Linked DNA regions of Homo sapiens: region 1 is linked to region 2. A link is an interaction called in ENCODE POLR2A ChIA-PET data of the cell type or tissue named here. Cell type or tissue: MCF 10A. All regions are shown on one strand. Each heading gives the region's core, and the rest is flanking DNA. Links, peaks and the distances in the headings are about the cores only. Region 1 has its middle 10 kb from the start of PTPDC1. Region 2 has its middle 8.7 kb from the start of MIRLET7A1HG.

Region 1 (9,775 bases), core at 3,854-7,853, 84 kb after region 2:
CTTGACCAAGGCCATGCCCTCTTAGGAGTCACATCAGAGGCTTCAAACTATGAAGAAAAAAAGACTAGTCCATCACTAAGATGATCTAGTCAAGTCTCTGATCAAATAGACAGGCAAATAACAACAAAAACAAGTCCGGGGAGGGAAGAGTATCTAGAGGTGCTAAAAAATATTACCTAAAATGTCCAGTTTTCAACAAAAAGTATGAGACATGGAAAGAAAGAAAAAAGTATGACCTATACACAGAAAAAAGTGTAGTCAATAGACACTATCTGTTAGAGAGGCCAGGCATCTGATATACCAAAGCCTTCAAAGCAGCCATTACAAATATATTCAAAGTCCTAAAGGAACCCATGTTTAAAGAAGTAAAAGAAGCTATGATGACAATGTTTCTTTCATCAGATACAGAATACCAATAAAGAGATGGGAATTTTAAAAAGGAAGCAAATGGAAATTCAGAAGTTAAAAAGTACAAAAACAATGAAAAATTCACTCAAGCAGCTCAACAGAGGATCTGAAGTGGCAGAAGGAAGAATTAGAGAACCTGAAGATAAGACTGATAGAGATTATGCACTCTGAAAAACACAGAGAATAAAAAATGAAAAAATGAACAAAGCCTCACAGAAATGTGGAATACCATTAAGTGAACCAACATATACCCTACTATAAGTGAACAGAAAGAGAGTTGAGAGAGGAGTAGAAAAAACTTTTAGAAATAATGGCTTAAAGCTTCCCAAATCTGATGAAAAACATTAATCCACACATCCAAGAAGTTCAAAAAACTCTAAGTAGGATACATACAAATAGATCCACATTAAAACACATCACAGTAAAAATGCTCAAATAGAAAAATGACTCCTTGTGTACAAAGAAACCTCAAAAAGATTAAGTTTACTTCTCATCAGAAACCATGGAGACCAGAAAGTAGAGGAACGACATATTCAAAGTGCTAAATATTAAGCTGTCAATCAAGAATCTTACATGCAGCAAGATTTCTGTCAAAAATGAAGGGGAAATAAAGGAATTCCCAGGTAAACAAAAAGCAGAGAATTTGTTGCTAGCAGACTTAGCGTGTAAGAAATATAAAGGAGGTTCTTCAGATTAAAAGCAAGTTACCCAAGACTAATGTGAATCCATGTGAAAGAAAGGACACTGGCAAATTAGAAGAGACAGTATGTATTTATATGAAATGTCCCAAGGAGGCAAATTGACAGGGACAGAAAGTAGATTAGTGTTTGCCAGGGGGACTAGGGTGAAAGTGGAATGGGAACTGACTGTTGGGATACTGTGAAATACATATTTGGTCTTGGTCCCTGTTTCTTGGCATACAATTCCTGAAATCCTTGGAATCTCCAAGGTGATATCTTTTTGTATGTTAATGAGTTGACTAGTGGCTGTCAGTCCCTCTGTAGCTTCAGGATGGGGGCTAGCCATTGGAAAGACCAAGGTAGGATTACAGCGTTGGGACTTTCAGCACCAAATCCAGCTTCTGGGGAGGGGAGAGGGCTGAAGGTTAAGTTGATCAACAATGGCCAGTGGTTTAGTCAATCATGCCATGTGATGAAGCCTTAATAAAAGCTTAGGATAGGGTTCAAAGAGCTGAGAACATGGAGGTTGCTGGAGGGTGGCACACTTGGGGTCAGCATGGATGCTCTGTGCCTCTTCCACCATATGTCACCCTTATGCATCTCTTCATCTCCATCCTTTGTAACAGCCTTTATAATAAATTGGTAAATGTGTTTCCTAGAGTACTGTTAGCCACTATAGCAAATTAATGAAATCCAAAGAGAGGGGTGTGGGAACCCCAATTTATAGCCAGTCAGTCAGAAGCACAGGTTAAACAAGCTGGGGCTTGTGACTGGCATCAGAAGTAGGAGGCAATCTTATAAGACTTAGCCCTCAACCTGTTGGATCTGACACTATCTCTAGGTAGATAATGTCAGAATTAAATTGGAGGACACCCATCTGGAGTCCCCTGCAGAATTTATTGCTTGTTTGGTGTGTGGAAAAAACCCCGCACATCTGGTGTCAGAAACATGTTATGAGAGTGTAGCAGGATAAACTGAGTTTGCTTATTATTCTGTATTCTCAAGTGCTAATTGGTAGAACATTTCTTTTTGGTCTGATGAAAATAGTCTGGATTTAAATAGTGTTGATGACTGCACAGCCTTAAGTATATACTAAAAACCAATGACTACTTTAAAAGGTTCAATTTTATGGTATGTGACTTATATCTCAATAATTTAAAAAGGGCAAATAATTTGAGTGGGCATTTCTCCAAAAAAGATGTAGAAAGTTTCAATAAATACATGAAAAGATGCTCAACATCACTAGTCATTAGGGAAATGCATATTAAAATCACAATGAAATATCACTTCATACCTACTAGGATGGCTACAATCAAATGCCCGACAATAATAAGTATCAATGGGGATGTAAAAAAAAATGAGAGCCCTTATCTACTGCTGGTGGGTAAATAAAATGAAGCAAACACTTTGGAAAATGGTCTGGCAGTTCCTCAAATGATTAAACAGAGTTACCATATGACCCAGTTCTTTCCTCCTAGGTAAATACCCAAGAAAAATGAAAACATATGTCCACACAAAAACTCAGGTTTTATTATTACTCATAATAGCCAAAAAGTGAAAAGAGTCCAAATGCCCATCAGGGGAATGGATAAATGGAATGTGTAGATAAATAAATATCTACACAATGGAAAATTATTCAACCATAAAAAGGAAGCAGCACTGACGCATGCTACAACATGGATGAACCTTGAAAACATTATGCTAAGTGAAAAAAGCCAATCACAAAAGACCACATATTTATATGGTTCCATTTATATGAAATGTCCAGAAAAAATGAAATCTATAGAGACAGAAAGTAGTCTGGTGGCTCCTTGGGCCAGTGGGGAGGGAAACAACAAATGGCAGCTGGTGCTTGCTAAAGAGTACAAAGTGGCCAGGCGTAGTGGGTCACGCCTGTAATCCCAGCACTTTGGGAGGCTGAGGCAGGTGGATTACCTGAGGCCGGGAGTTAGAGACCAGCCAGCCTGACCAACATGGTGAAACCCTGTCTCCATGAAAAATACAAAATTAGCTGGGTGCGGTAGCATGCGCTTGTAATCCCAGCTACTTGAGAGGCTGAGGCAGAAGAATTGCTTGAAAACTGGGAGACAGAGGTTGCAGTGAGCCAAGATCATGCCACTGCACTGCAGCCTGGGCAACAAGAGCGAAACTCCGTCTCAAAAAAACAAACAAACAAACAAAACACACACACACACCAAAACAAAAAAGCACAAGGTTTCTTTTTGGGGTGATAATAATCTTCCAAAACTGACTTTGTGTTGGTTACATAGCTCTTTGAATGTTCTAAAAACACTGGATTGGTACTTTAAATGGGTGAATTATTGATAATTATACCTCAAAAAAGTTAAAGGAAATTCTCCCTTTCTCCCTCCTTCCTGCTCTCCTTTCCTTAATAAAGCAAAAAGCTACTAGGCAGACTTCTGTTTCTGTCCAAGTAGAGTTGCCCCATTCCTCATCCTTACGTCTTAGAAACTCTGGACACAATAGAACAGATAAACATAGGAAGACTCTGAGAGTGAGAGACTGTCTAAGGACCTCAGGACTTGAGGAACAGTATGGCTGTGAGCTACCTGGGATTCTTTATTGCCTCCAGTATATCCCCAATAGGGTGCTGCAGAAGCCTTCAACCCAGAACAAGCTATAAGAAAAGCCTGTCCCCCTTTGCCAAAGGTCTGTGGAATATGTGACCTAACGACTGAATATATTTTTGGCAATACCCACGCTACTCCAGTTAAAAATGCCACATCATCTTCCAACCCCCAGTTTCAGAGAGGATGGAGAGGGAGCTGATCATCTATCAAATACTCCTGCTCTGCAGAAGTGGAATCAATCTACTTCTCCCATCAGGTGGTGTCGGAGAGATAAACATGGATCTCATCTTCTACTGTGTCTAGAAGGACCATGTGGTGCTCTGATTCCCCCACTGGGTGGTTTTGGGGCTGATCAGGGAGCTAATTTTCCATACCCCAATTGGAAGAAGCAGGTGGCACTCTGATTCCCCTGCTGGGTGGTGGTGGTGACCTGAGCAGAAAGATGATTCCCCCCATCAGATAGAAATGGGCAGTGCTGCAGTTCCTCTGCCAGGGTGGTGTCATTGGGGTCTATCTGTGAGCTGTGCCTCATCCAGCAGTAACCAGTCTTAACAGGGTGGTTTGAAGTGGGATTAGTCAATACCAGGCTCACCACCTGCCTCTACGTAAGTGGGACCCAGTGGAGACCTGAACCTTCGTTCTCATCCATCATCAAGGACACTGAACAAAGCTGTGCAAGTGGGGGCCTGTAAACACTCTACTTTCCCCATAACTTTCATCTTAGTGAGGCCCAGTGGGGAGACAAACCTCCACATTCAATTGGCGTCCACAAGACTGAACAGTGCAGTAGGAGGAAAGACTAGTTGGTATTCACGTCCCTGCTGCTGCTGCCCCAAGCAACAGGGGAGCTTCAAGGGGAGCTGAGCCTCCACACTCATTTGCCATCAATGAAGCAGAATGAGGGGGTGTGAAGCAGGATAGTCAACATTCCCATTTCCCAATCCCCTGGTGTCAATGGGGTCCAGTGGGGAGCTGAACTCCCAACTCCACCTGTATGAGGAGGAAAGAGGTGGTGGGGAGTGGGAGGCTTGGCATTACACTTTCCACCTTCTCCTCCCCTGAGGACCACAGGGCCCAGCCGGGAATGAGCTTCAGTCACACCTTGCAGAAACAAAGCAGTGTGAGTTGCCCTCTACTTCTTCCTAGGTGGCAGTGGGGCCCAGATTTGTTTTTTCTCATGTTGCTGATCTTATCCCCCCGACTCAAAGGCAACATGACAGTGCAAGGCAATGTTCCACTTTTACCACAAAGATGTCAAACAGAACTGGTGAGAGAGCTGAAATTCCACTTCGTCATCTGGACTGAGGCAGTGTTTCGAAGCACCCAACTTTTGTTGGGGTGGTGTCAGTGAGGCTGAACAGGGAGCTGGGCATATACACTCACCTGGCTCCTGGCTAATGCTTCAAGAAGAACACTGCCTGACAAGCGAGAAAGAAAAGGACCCAAAATGTCCAGAATACAGTTGAAAATCACTTGTCATACCAAGAATGAGGAAAATCACAACTTGAATCATAAGAAACAATCAACAGACATCAAAATGGAGATAAATGATATGCTGAAAATTTCCAATAAGGACTTTAATTATAATGTGTCTTGGCACTGATTCCTAGAATAACTGGAATCATACAGAGAATGTTCTCTGCCCACAATGAAATCAAACTAGAAATCGATAACAGAAAGACAGCAGGAAAAACTCCAAAGACTTGGGAAATTGAACGTCAAACTTATAAATAAATCATGAGTCAAATAGGAAGTCTCAAAGGAAATTACAAAACACACAGAACTGAATAAAATGAAAATATATCAAAATATATATAAGATGGTGGTAAAGCAGAGATTTGTAAGAAATTTCTATCACTTAATGCTTATGTTAGAGGAGAGGAAAGATCTCAAATTAGTAATACAGATTTCAACCTAAGTAAACTAGAAAAATGAGAGCAAAGCACACACAAAACAAGCATTGGACAGATAAAAATAAGAACATAAGTCAGTAAGATTAAAAATGGAAAACAACAGTGCAAATCAGTGATATAAGAAGCTGGCTCTGTGAAGAAAATTAATAAAATTGATAAACCTCTAGCAAGACTGACAAAAATTTTAAAAAGACACAAATCACCCATATCAGGAATGAAACACAGCTATCACTACAGATCTGGCAAGACTGACAAAAATAAAAAAAAGACACAAATCACCCATATCAGGAGTGAAACAGGAGCTATCACTACAGATCTGGCATCCATTTAAAGGATAACAAGGAACTAATACAAACAAATTAGAAATTGTTGACATAAATTTGACAACTTAGAAGAAATGGATCAAATCCTTGAACACTGCCAACTACCAAGACTCAACCAAGATGAATGAGACAACCTGAACAGTTCTATAAAAATTAAAGAAATTGAATTAATAAACAAAAAGTTCCCCAAAAGAAATCTCCTGGCTTAAATGACGTCACTGGAGAATGCTACCGAACATTTAAAGAAGAATGGGCACCAATTTTCCACAATGCCTTCCAGAAAATAGAAGAAGGAACATTTCCCACCTCCTTTTATGGGGCTAACATTACCCTGATACCAAAAGCAGATAAAGAGAGTACAAAAAGAGAAAACTATAGTCCCACATCAATCCTGAACTTAGGAAAAAAATCCTCAACAAAATACGAGCAAATCAAATCCAGCAATGCATAAAAAGAATTATACACCACTACCAAATGAAATTTATTATAGGTACAGGCTGGTTTAACATTAAAAAATCAATCAATATAATCCACCACACCAACAGGCTAAAGAAGAAAAATCATATGATCATATCAATTAACACAGAAAAAGCATTAGATAAAAAAATTCAACACTGACTCATGATAAAAACTCTCAGCAAGTTAAGAATAGAGGGGAACTAATTCAACTTGTTATGGAAAACTTGCTGCTAACATCATACTGAAAGGTGAAAGACTGAATGCCTTCTCCCTATGGTCAGGAAGAAGGCAAAGACTCTGCTCTTGTGACTCTTATTCTGCTTGGTAGAAGTTTTAGGCTACTATGATAAGGCAAGAAAAAAAAAATAACAGCATATGAATTGGAAAAGAGGAAATAGAACTGTCCTTATTTGCAGACATGATTGTTTATGTAAGAAAATCCCAAGGAATCACCAAAAACTTCCCAGAATGGAAAGTGAGTTCAGCAAAGTAGTAAGGCATAAAATCAACATACAAAAATCAATTGCATTTCTATACACAAACAAAAAACATGTGGAAACTGCATTTAAAAACACAATACCTAGGCCAGGTGTGGTGGCTCATGCCTATAATCCCAGCACTTTGCAAGGCCAAGGCGGGCAGATCACCTGAAGTCAGGAGTTTGAGACCAGCCTGGGCAACATGGCGAAACCGTCTCTGCTAAAAATACAAAAATTAGCTGGGCGTGGTGGCAGGCGCCTGTAATCCCAGCTACTCAGGAGGCTGAGGCAGGAGAATTGCTTGAATCTGGGAGGTGGAGGTTACAGTGAGCTGAGTTCATGCCACTGCACTCCCATCCTGGGCAACAGAGTGAAACTCCATCTCAAAACAAACAAACAAAAAAACCACAATACCAGTTAAAATCTCCCCAAAGAAAATGAAATACTTAAGTATAAACTTAAAACATGTATGAATCTGTATGCTGAAAATTATAAAATTCTGATGAAATAAATCAAAGATATAAAAAAAGAGAAACGTGATTATAAATTAGAAGATGCAACAAAGTAAAGATGGCAATCTCCTCAAATTGATTTACAAATTTAATTCTTATAAAAATCCCAGTAATATTTTTTGCTGACATAAATAAGCTTATTTAAAGTCACAGGTCCTATCTAAGATGATCCTGAAAAAGAGGGTAAGTGGGAAGAATCACTCTATCCAATACTAGGCCTATTACATAACTACAGTATTCATGACAGGGTGGTATTGGTGGATGGACAGATATATAGATCAGTGAAACCCAACAGTGAATCTACAAACACATTCACATAGCTTCAGGGCACTGGGATAGATGAAAAGTTCTGAAGACTTGACAGCAAAAGTGTAATCCATAAAAGAATAATTGGACTTCATGAAAATTAAAAACTTTTTCTCAGAGAAAGATCATATGAAGAAATGGAAAGGTAAGTTACAGAGTGGGAGAATGTATCTGCAAACCACGTATCAGAGCAAGATCTAGTATCTAGAGTATATAAAGAACTCTTAAAACTCAACAGTAAAAAAAAATAGTGGATAAAAGACATGCACAGATATGTAAAAAGAGAATATGCAGATGGCAGATAAGCACATGAAAAGAGGTTATCATCATTAGCCATTAAGGAAATGCAAATTAAAACCACAAAAGACACCACTATAGAACTGCTCTAATGGCTAAAATAAATACTGATAAAACCTAATGCTGGTGAGGATGTAGAGAAACTTGATCACTCGTACATTGCTGGTAGGAATGTAAAATGGTACAACTACTCTGGAAAACAGTTTGGCGGTTTCATATAAAGTCAAACATGCAACTATCATATGACCTAGAAAGTAAATTCTTGGGTATTTATCCCAAAGTAATAAAAACCCATCTACACACAAAAATCTGTACATGAATGTTTACAGCAGCTTTATTCATAATAGCCCCAAACTGGAAAGAATCCAGACACCCTTCAGTGAATGAACTGATAAACACACTGTGGTACATCCATACCACGGAATACTACTCAGCAATAAAAAGGACTCAACTATTGGTACACACAACAACCTGGATGAAACTCAAAGGAATTAGGCTGACTGAAAAAAGTCACTCCTAAAAGGTTACATACTGTATGATTTTATATACATAACATTTTTGCGATGACAAAATTATAGAACTGGGGAACAGATAGTGGTTGCCACAGGCCAGAGTTAGGAGTGTAGGTGGGTTTAACTATAAAGGAAGTAGGAGGGATCCTGTGTTGATGGAACTGTTCTGTATTTTGACCAAAACAATGTCAATATCCTGGCTGTGATATTATTATTACACAATAGTTTTTCAAGCTGCTACTATTGGTGGAAACTGGATAAAGGGTAAATATGATTCCTCTGTATTATTTCTTATATTTGCATGTGAATGTACAATTATCTCAATATTTTAATTAAAAATGTATATATAATCAAAGAGAAAGAGCCATACATAAAGCCTAAGCAAGGGTCATCCAGCAAAGGTCAGGGCAACACAAGGCAGGCAAATAGTAGGGTGCATGGCATATGCTGTGGGGCCTGGCAGGGTACGGGCCCTGTGTGGAAAATACAGCCGAGTTGGGTGATGGCCTGGCAGGGTTGAGAGACTGGTTAGGAAAAGTACGGCTGAGTAAATAAGCAAACATACTGGGGATAATAAGAGCCAGGTTTCTCATTCTTACATAATTATAAATGGGAACAGCTATAAAGATGGTGTAATAATGGATTAGAATTGAAAGTATTGGCCAGGCGTGGTGGCTCATGCCTGTAATCCCAGCACTTTGGGAGGCAGAGGCGGGCGGATCACGAGGTCAGGAGATCCAGACCATCCTGGCTAACCGGTGAAACCCCATCTCTACTAGAAATACAAAAAATTAGCCGGGCGTGGTGGCGGGCGCCTGTAGTCCCAGCTACTCGGGAGGCTGAGGCAGGAGAATGGCGTGAACCCGGGAGGCGGAGGTTGCAATGAGCCAAGACTGTGCCACTGCACTCCAGCCTGGGCGACAGAGCGAGACTCCGTCTCAAAAAAAAAAAAAAAAAAAGAAAGTATTGGCTGGGCATGGTGGCTCACGCCTATAATCCCAGCACTTTGGGAGGTTGAAGCAGGCAGATTACTTGAGGTCAGGAGTTCAAGACCAGCCTGGCCAACATGGTGAAACCCCGTCTCTACTAAAAAAATTAGCTGGGCGCAGTGGCGGGTGCCTGTAATCCAAGCTACTTGGGAGGCTGAGGCAGGAGAATTGCTTAAACAGAGGAGGCGGAGGTTACAGTGAGCAGAGATTGCACCACTGCACTCCAGCCTGGGAAACAGAGCGAGACTCTGTCCAAAAAAAAAAAAAAAAAGAATTGGAAGTACCAAAGTGAACTTGTGGTTTTCA
Region 2 (9,775 bases), core at 2,795-6,794:
TGGTAGACTTAAATTACTCCCTGACTGTACCTGTGTGACTAAGTTCTGGCTGGTGAGCTGTGAGCAGGATGGAAGGGGGTTCTGGATTCCCTCTGTCTCCCGCTTTCTGATTTCTAGCTACTTGGATGTGATTGGGGTGTGGTGGAGAGCCACTATGTCCACCAGTTGCAAGCAGCAGTGAAGAGCTAACCTGAGTCCCCTGGTAGCATCACAGGGCACCCTCTACACAAGCTTGGACTTTAAGTGAGAAAGACATGACTTCCATCTCATGTAAGCCCCTGAAATTTGGGTATACTTCTGCCGGAAGCTGGCCCGATGTGGTAGACATGCATGTAGGCATTTTGTGGAGAGAACATGCAGCCTTTGGAACAGAACAAACATGAGTGAATGTCCAGCAACTCCGTTTCCTAGGAACGGAGTTCCTTTGGATAGAGACTCCGTATTTCAGCTAGATCATACCTAGGAAAGTGATTTGGGATTGCTGAGTGATAAACAGCCTGGTTGTCATTAATGATCATTATTTGGCAAGGGTTAGGAAGAGCATGCATTTCGCTGTTTGTCTGGGGTCAAACAGAACAACCTGCTTGCAGAGCAAAGCAGCGCATGGTATTCCTTGGGTTCAAGTCCGAGCTTGCTCCCGTGTCCAGCCTGGGCCTCCCTCTCCATTCACCACTCCTGCCACTGCTCAGGTCACCTGGCATGCTTGTCCCATCTTCGTCTGGCTGGTCCTTGTCACCCAGATGGCACTTGAACCTCCCCTATTTAGGGAGGACTTTGCTGGCCACCCAGTGTAAATCTCCATCTTTAATGAGATTTCACCACTCTGTTTTTGTAACACTGTAACATTTTGGCACTCTCTGGCTCCATCTTGCTTGTTTTATTGATGTTCTACCCCCATGAGGGCGAGGAACTTGTCTGGCATGTTTTCACTACTGTATTTTACATTCTAGAACAGGGCCTGGCAAACGCAGTAGGTACCCAGTAAATATCTCTCGAAGCGTAGAATTAAAAGTGAAGAGATGGCCAGGCGCGGTGGCTCATGCTTGTAATCCTAGCACTTTGGGAGGCTGAGGCAGACAGATTGCCTGAGCTTAGGAGTTTGAGACCAGCCTGGGCAACATGGTGCAATGTGATGAAATCCCACCTTTACTTAAAAAAAAAAAAATTAGCCAGCCAAGGTGGCAAATGCCTGTAGTCCCAGCTACTCAGGAGGCTGAGGCACAAGAATCACTTGGGCGCAGGAGGCAGAGGGTTGCAGTGAGCGCAGTGAGCTGAGATCACACGACTGCACTCCAGCCTAGGCGAGAGAGGGAGACTCCACCTGAAAAAAAAAAAAGTGGAGGCTGAGCTTGAAGGACACAAATAAAAGGAGTGGCCACAAGGGGAGCCTAGCTCATGAAAGTCAGGACTCACAGAAAGTATGAATAAGTTGAGGGAGAAGCAGCTGACTGGGCCCAGGAGAAAACTGGGCAGAGATGCTGAGTAGTGAGTAGACCAAAATCCTGCAGCTGAGGTTCCTAGAGTAGCCAAACTCCAAACCACAGCCAGAGGCCCCTTGTCCCTAAGGCCCGTGTCCCAGAGGCCTTGCCATCTCATGATTGCAACTCTACCTGTCTATCTGTCTCCATGCAGCCTTAGGACAGAACCCTCCCTCTACCTTTCTGCAACTGGACAAATGAGTCTGTTTTCCTTGTAACCAAGACAACTAAGGTAAAGCAAACACATACTCCTGGAAATTGTGACCTTCACCCTCCCTAAGCCCCTTTCTCTAGGAGAGATTTAGTGCTCTGCCTTTGTGTAGCTGCTCTCCTCCGGCCCTACACTCATCACATGGTGTTGCAAAGATGAGTTTGCCTCTTGGTCTCCCAACTATTCACAGGTTAGACTTCCTGCTCTTATTCCTGAATGTGATAGTTTTATGTGTCCGCTTGACTGAACCTCAGGGTGCCCAGATATGTGGCCAAGCATTATTTCCACGTGTGTCTTTGAGGGTGTCTGGAAGGCAGCAGCATTTGAATTGGTGGACTGAGGAAAGCAAGTGGCCCTCCCCAGTGTGGGTGGGCAGCATCCAATCCATTGAAAGCCCAAATGGAACAAAAAGGTGGAGGAGGGTTGAATTTGCACCACCTATTTCAGCTGGAATATTGATCTTCTCCTGGTCTCAGTGCTCCTGGCTCTCAGGCCTTCAGACTCAGACTGGAATCTACACCATCAGCTCTCAAGTTCTCAGGCCTTTGAACCACACCACCAGCTAGCTTTCCTGGGTCACCAGCTTGCAGATGGTAGACTGTGGGATTTCTCAACCTCCATAAATCACACAAGCCAATTCCTCATAATAAATCTGTTTATATCTGGATATATCTCCTCTTGGCTTTGTTTCTCTGGTGAACCCTGCCTAATACGCTGGGTCTTCTGCAACAGTCAACCCAGGTCTGTCTTAGCACAGAGCATGGTGGATGTGTTGACCATGAGGGTGATGTCTGGATAGTGCCTTCCAAAACCTCACCTAGGAGCCTCCCATTTTCTGTGTGCTCAGAAGAGCTGCCTTTTGAAGAGTTACAGCAGAAAGAGAGAAAACCCACAGCTGGAGGCTCCAGGCATAGTGAATCTCCCCAGGGAGCATTCCCGGGGTGGAGTGGACATTTATTATATTTTCTACCTACAACCAGGGGTTTGCAAACTGGTGATGGCCTGGGGGTCACATCTGGTTCACAGAAGTGCCTTCTTATACCCACGCAATGTTTTAAAGCTATTTTTAACTAGCTGACAGCATGCAAAAGAATCAAGACATTTAACAGGAAAAAAAAAATCTAGATTTCTTGCTTCTCTCAGAAAAAATTGGCATCTCTGGCTACACTCAGCCTACATTCCAACATGACAATATTTTCTTTATGTGCAGCGTGGGCTCTGCTATTTGTCACAGTCCCCATTGAGCCTGCTTCATTCTTACTACAAGCCTGGCCCCTGAAGTCATCTAAATTTGTGTCCTCTGGCCTGGAAGCATGCCTCTTCTTTTGAAATACAGCTCCTGCCCCACTTTAGTTGTGGGGTTGTGGTCTCAGCTGTTAATCACAGTACCTTAACCACAGAGGTGAGTGGGTAACACACACTGGTAAGTCCTATAAGGGGACAGTACCTCAATAAGGCCAGTGTCCCTTCCTGGAAATGTAAACATGGACTGGGAGAAGGAAGTCCTCTTAGCTGCAGATCCCAAGCTGTAATGACATGTGAGAAGAAGTCAGTCCACAGCAGAAAAAGCAAAGCAAGAGTCAAGAAACAGAGTCAAGGCTGGGCGCGGTGGCTCACGCCTGTAATTCCAGCACTTTGGAGGCTGAGGCGGGCGGATCACAAGGTCAGGAGCTTGAGACCAGCCTGGCCAATATGGTGAAACCCCGTCTCTACTAAAAATACAAAAATTAGCCAAGTGTGGTGGCGGGCGCCTGTAGTCCCAGCTACTTGGCAGGCTGAGGCAGGAGAATGAATCGCTTGAACCCAGGAGGCGGAGGTTGCAGTGAGCTGATTGGTGCCACTGCACTCCAGCCTGGGTGACAGAGCAAGACTCTGTCTCAAAAAGAAAAAAGAAAAAGAGACAAAAAACAGAGAAAGAGGTCATGATAGCAGCTGAGTCCCCACATCCAGGCATCCTCAAGGACACTCCATCCCTTCCCCGTTGAGCATCAGAAGCTGTACATTTCCCTCTTTTCTCACCTGGAGCTGGATGGAATTTCTGTCACATGCAACCAGAGATGTTACTAATAAAGTGGTTAGGAGGAGGACTGGCTTGAGAGTAACATCTAGAACCCACATTTCTACCATGCTATTTGCGATTTTCGACAAACTGCTGATCTCCTTTCACCTCAGTTCATCTGTCTGTTCGTTCGGCACTAGGCACTCTAATGCTTACCTCCTCAGGTGGAATGGAGTTCTCATAACGTAATGTATGTAAAGCATTAAACTCAGTGCTTGTCATAATAGACATTCACAAAGTAATTCATAAACACTGAATTTTAAGATAAATGTTTAATAAAAACTAGTGGACTGGAAAGAAGAGTGAGTGAACTTCTGGAGAATTGTAATAGTGGTTTTTTTTTTGAGATAGGATGTCACTGTCACTCAGGCTGGAGTGCAGTGGCACGATCATAGCTCACTGCAGCTTCGAACTCCTAGGCTAAAGCTGTCCTCTCACCTTAGCATCCCAAGTAGCTGGAACTACAGGTGGGGGATACCATGCTTGACCATTTAAAAAAATTTTTTTTTTTGTAGAGACAGGGTCTTCCTGTGTTGCCCAGAATGGTCTCAAGCTCCTGGCCTCAAGTGATCCTCCCGCATTGGCCTCCGAAAGTGCTGAGATTACAGGCGTGAGCCACCGCGGCAGGCCAGCAGTGTTCTTTAAGGTGATGTTTCCAAATCAGTACTGCTTTCAGAGACTTAGGAATATCCTACAAGAAGTCAGGCCTCACCCAGATGGACTTGAATTTGTTTTACGGCTCACTGTTTAAGTAAATATGTGATCCTAAACCAGTTATTTACATTTTTTGACCCTGAGTGTCCACCTATAAGGTGGAGATAATAATTCTCAGCTCTTTTAGTTATTTTGAGAATTAAATTAACTCATTAATATAAAGGGTGCATAGTAGTCTATGGTAAGCATTTAATAAACTGTAGTTAGGACTGTTGTGAAGGAAAAAGAACAAAATCCATGGACAAGAGCTAACCAAGGCTTCATTTCTGTGGAGTCATTGCCGTTGTAATGTCTAGTATTTGAAGCTCAATTGAGCTGAAATTGCACAGTAAGTCATCAGAGCACGATGCTGTTCTGTTCAGTTGTGCCAAGAACTCACCTCCTGCACCACCTCCAGCCCAGCCAAGCTCAGCATCTCCCACTAGTTAAAGCCCTCCTATGTTAGCTTTCAGCAACAAGCTTTTAAAGCAGGTTTCCATTAAAAATGGAAAAAAAAAAAAAACTTTGGATGATTAATTAGCAGCAGAATAACCCAAATCAAGAGAGAGATCACAATGTGGAAAGTTTTTTTTTTTTTTTTCTTTTTAAGAAGTGAAGTCTAGCAACTTTCAAATTACAGGCAAAATGATCAAAGTTTTTGACATTTTGAGGCCAAAATATGACTTTACGCTGTTGATTCCCTAGACTTAAGCCCACTTCCTTGTGTGGAGAACACACCAGTGGAGGAAGTGGAGGAGGAATAACATGGGTCCCCAGGAAGCTTTGCCTCTTTGTTCGGTTTTGGCAGCAAGCCCAACTCTGACTTGCATAAAATCTCCTGGAGCGTTTGTTCCAACAGTTCGCTCTGCGTGGCCCTGCCCATCCTGCAGGCCTCGGGCAGCCTGGCCACGGTGGCCAGCGCCTGGGCTAACTCAGGCAGGACCAAGTCAGCAATATCTATTCCTTTAATGAGCTCTTGAAATTAGTGCCTGATAGACATGTTGTCCTTTTCAGGGACCTGGGGGACCATGCCATCGTGCATGAGCCTCTTCATCTCCGTCCTGAACTTTTTGTCCTTTCTCGCAGAAACTATATCGCATTCTGGTGCTGCTGCAGGAGCCTCAGCATCTGGTGGCAGAGCTGGCGGGGGACTGTGAGGTCCCAGGCCACCCACTGCAGCCTCTCCAACTCGGAGGCATGCTCCAGCTCCTGCTTTGAGGTAACCATGTGGCTGCGGCTGTGGATGCCGCTGATCAGGCAGTTTCCGATGGTTTTGATCATGGTCCTTGTGCTGGTGGTGCTGGTGGACAGGTCTGATGAGCCTCTCTGTGTCCTGCCAAGGGAGCACTAACACACACTTAGGCAAGCCCTGCAGGGAGGCCCTCCAGCCCACAGGTTCTGCTCTGCCCGGGCTTCCACCCTGAGGCAGGGAGGCCCCAGGCCTGGCAGACACTGCTGGTTGCCAGCCCACTACCCGTTTTTCACCACTTTTCTACCCAAAGAACTCTGATTCTTTGGGGGAACCAATGTGGGCAGCTAAAAATACTACATTCATTTCCTGCTTCCCTTGACATTGGGAGTAACCAGGTGTGCAATGGAAGCAGAAGTAGAATCCAGTCAGGTGGGCTTTTAGGAAGCTGCTTAAAAGTGGGCATGTGCCCCTGGGACCAGTCTTGACCCTTCCCTTTCCCTTTGCCGGGATCATGGACAGGATGCCTATATGGGACAGCCATCCTGTGACTACGTGCTGACAAGAGCACCTACCAAATGGCTGAGAGAAAAGGGCTGGAGCATCACGGATCCCAAGCCAGCCAGCCTTGACTTCCTACCTTGGGACATTTCATTAAAGTAAAAAAATAGAACCCCTAATTTTTTAAAGCCACTGCTCATGGACTTCTGCTACAGCCAAATGCAGATCATTGTTGAAAGAATAGCCACATGGAAGAAATCACCTGAATAATTTAGAGGGAAATAAATGAAATCTCAGATGCAACCATTCTAATATTTCTAGAAAAAGTCAAGATCTCATACTCCGGAACTGGTGGTCTTCAGTTCACCCCTAAAGCCCAGCACCAAGCTGGGCACGGCAGCTCACACCTGTAATCCCAACACTTTGAGACCCAAGGCAGGTGGATTGCTTGAGCTCAGGAGTTTGAGGCCAGCCTGGGCAACATGGCACAACCCCATCTCTGCAAAATATGCAAAAATTAGCTGAGCATGGTGGTACATGCCTGCAGTCCCAGCTATTCGGGAGGCTGAGATGGGAGGATCCCTTGAGCCCAGGAGGTCAAGGCTGCAGTGAGCCGTGATTGTGCCACTGCACTCCAGACTGGGTGACACAGCAGGACCCTCTCTCAAAAATAAATAAAAGAAATAAAACCCAGTACCAGCATCACCCCATGATCAGGTCTTTCCAGATGGGGCAGCAAAAAGTAGGGGAAAGCACACCAATGAAGAAGCCACACAGACCCAGGAGAATCTTGGTTCTTGCTAGCTGGGCAGCCTTGGATCTCAGTTTCCTGCCTTCTAAGAAAGGGATCCTGGCCAGGCACAGTGACTTACACCTGTAATCCCAGCACTTTGGGAGGCCGAGGTGGGCGGATCATGAGGTTAGGAGATCGAGACCATCCTGGCTAACACGGTGAAACCCCGTCTCTACTAAAAATACAAAAAATTAGCTGGGCGTGGTGGCGGGCGCCTGTAGTCCCAGCTACTTGGGAGGCTGAGGCAGGAGAATGGCGTGAACCCGGGAGGTGGAGCTTCCGGTGACCTGAGATTGTGCCACTGCACTCCAGCCTGGGAGACAGTGAGACTATGTCTCAAAAAAAAAAATAAATAAATAAAAATAATTTAAAAATTTGAAAATTTTAAATTTTTGTTTGAGTACATAGATGTAGATCTAATTTGAATATTTTTATATTTTCTGTCTGTAACTTTCTGAAATATGGAATATAATTATAATAAGTTTCAGTGTCTTCATCTACTAATTCTAACATTTGTCTCAGTTCTGATTTGATTTTGATTGTGTGATTATTGTCCTCATTATAGACTATGTTTTCCTGCTTCTTTGCCTGCCTGGTAATCTTTGATTGGATGCCAGACATTGTGAATTTTACTTGGTTGGGAGCTGGATATTTTTGTATTCCTATAAATCTTCAATTTTGTTATGGGATGCAGTGGAGGTACTTGGAAAGAGTTTGATCCTTTCAGGTCTTGCTTTTATTGTTTTTTAGGTGGGTCCACAGCAGTGGTCCATCTAGGGCTAATTATTCTGACTACTTGGAGGCAAGACCTTCTGAGTGCTCTTCCCAGTGTTCCATGATGTATGAGTTTTTCCGGTCTTGTGGAAATAGGCATTGTTCCTTGTCCTGTGCAAGCATCAGGTGCTCTTCCCTCAATATTTTTATGTTTCCTTGTCTGACCTTGGGTAGTGTCTTCACAGACATATGCTGATCAGTTCACTGCTGAGTACTCAAGGAAGACCCCTGACAGGTCTCCAGGATCTCTGTTTGTGTAACCATCTCCTCTCTGAACTCTGTCCTATGTACTCTAACTGCTTTGGTCTCCCTAGACTCTTAGCTCCATCTTCTGAACTCAGGGAAGGTAAATTAATTGGCTATTAACTGTTCATTTTTTGAAGTCCTGAAAGCAATCAGGACTGACCCAGTTCTTAAGGTGCGCATTTCAAAACTTGGCATGTTTCAGGACAGACTCAAGGGGAACCTGTCTCTAGAGAATGCAATCTATGATTTCTCCTTTGCATTTATACACTACCTTTGTTGGCCTAGTGCTCTGAAGAGAAAACTGTTGAAACCAGAACCAAACATTGTCTTCCTGTTAATGTGGGGACAGGAGAGGAACCATTCAAGCCATACCTCCGTTTCCTGGGCTGTGCTCTCAGATCTCTGCAGCACCTGCTGAATGTCCTCAGCAAAGCTAGCTTTCCTTTCTGTGTACACATCAGCAATCTTGGCTACCTGGTGAGAACTGTGGTCCCCAGAGAGCTTGAATATCCTGCATATTGGCTTTTCATCACTTAGGCACAACTGATTGAGAGAAGAAAAGTCAGTGAAACTTTCTTTCCTTCCTTTTCCAACCCTATGCACTAGAGACCTGCCCTACCCAGGCTGATGACATTGTGAATGTGTGAAGCAAGTATTAAAAGTCAGTTGCACAGGACACCCTGGTGTGTGTAGAACAGAGGTGATGATAGTACTAGGATGGTCTGGTGGTGATTTAGTAAGTGCATGTTGTTATTTCACGGAATCCTCACACGACCACCCTTTGCTTTAGATAGTATGGTTTTTGTTTTGTTTTGTTTTGTTTTGTTGTTGTTGTTGTTGTTTTAGACGGGGTCTTGCTTTGTCACCCAGGCTGGAGTGCAGTGGTGCAATTTCAGCTCACTGCAACCTCCGCCTCCCAGGTTCAAGTGATTCTCCTGCCTCAGCCTCCTAAGCAGCTGGGACTACAGGCACGTGCCACCACACCCGGCTAATTTTTTGTATTTTTAGTAGAGGCAGAGTTTCGCCATATTGGCCAGGCTGGTCTCCAACTGCTGGCCTCAAGTGATTTGCCCGCCTCAGCCTCCCAAAGTGCTGGAATTACAAGTGTGAGCTACTGCACCCAGCCTACATAGTACGGTTTTATGGGTGACGAAGCTCAGAAGGCTGCAAATAACTTGCCAGGAAGGGACAGCACTGGGATTAGAAGACAAGGTCCTTCTGAGTCTAAGGTCAGAGCTTTTCCCACATTACCACACCACCTGCCTCATAGGACTGCCATGAGAATTAAATAGGGCGATGCACGTAAGATGCCTGGAGTAGTGCCTGACACCTGGATGACATTAAACCCCTGGTAGCTATTGATAATATTACAAGGACCTTCACAAACAAAGTGAGCCCCACTACGGGACTGAAAGCTGAGCACATTTCTAGATGGAGGGGATCAAAGAGGAGCCATCCCCTCTGCCTGCTTCTTCTGCTTCCACCCCTTCCTTACTCAGTTCAGGGGCAGGCTCTGAATGAACACCATAGAGGTGACTGCTGAAGATGAGGCAGAACCATAGCAAACTTGTGAAAAACTAAACCAATTCTTAAAGGCATAGTCTAAAGAGGAATATATAATTGCACCTCAGGGGCTTGACCTAGCCTGTCCCAAGCAGTGTCATTGATCTCAGCAGAAGTGCAAGCTGCAAGGAAGAGAGGAGTGGCTCAGGCGGTGGCCCAGGTAGCTGGTTGAGGGTAGAGGATCTCAGGGAGACCCTGCCTCACCGCGGCAGACTTGATTCAGAGCTAGGAGACCCTCTTCCAGAGCCTCTTTCAGAGCCACATCTCT

The links. ChIA-PET counts read pairs that join two places held together with the same protein. Peaks named below come from ENCODE experiments on the same cell type or tissue, not always from the same donor. Only the 100,000 strongest peaks of a DNase experiment are listed, where the experiment ranks them.
Region 1: POLR2A ChIA-PET joins it to region 2 with 7 read pairs; 12 of 35 experiments call an interaction of 5 or more read pairs at or near these places.

The regions. Positions count from the first base shown.
Region 1 is chr9:94,069,488-94,079,262 of GRCh38, reverse strand. It overlaps a transcript of PTPDC1 not described here. Among named protein-coding and RNA genes, the nearest start is that of PTPDC1, 10 kb to the left of the region's middle. In MCF 10A, for the core only: no CTCF peak of the experiment used is centred there; no DNase peak of the experiment used is centred there.
Region 2 is chr9:94,152,658-94,162,432 of GRCh38, reverse strand. It overlaps the pseudogene LOC107987099. Among named protein-coding and RNA genes, the nearest start is that of MIRLET7A1HG, 8.7 kb to the left of the region's middle. RefSeq lists enhancers at 8,095-8,264, 8,401-8,570. In MCF 10A, for the core only: no CTCF peak of the experiment used is centred there; a DNase peak (open chromatin) is centred at 5,272.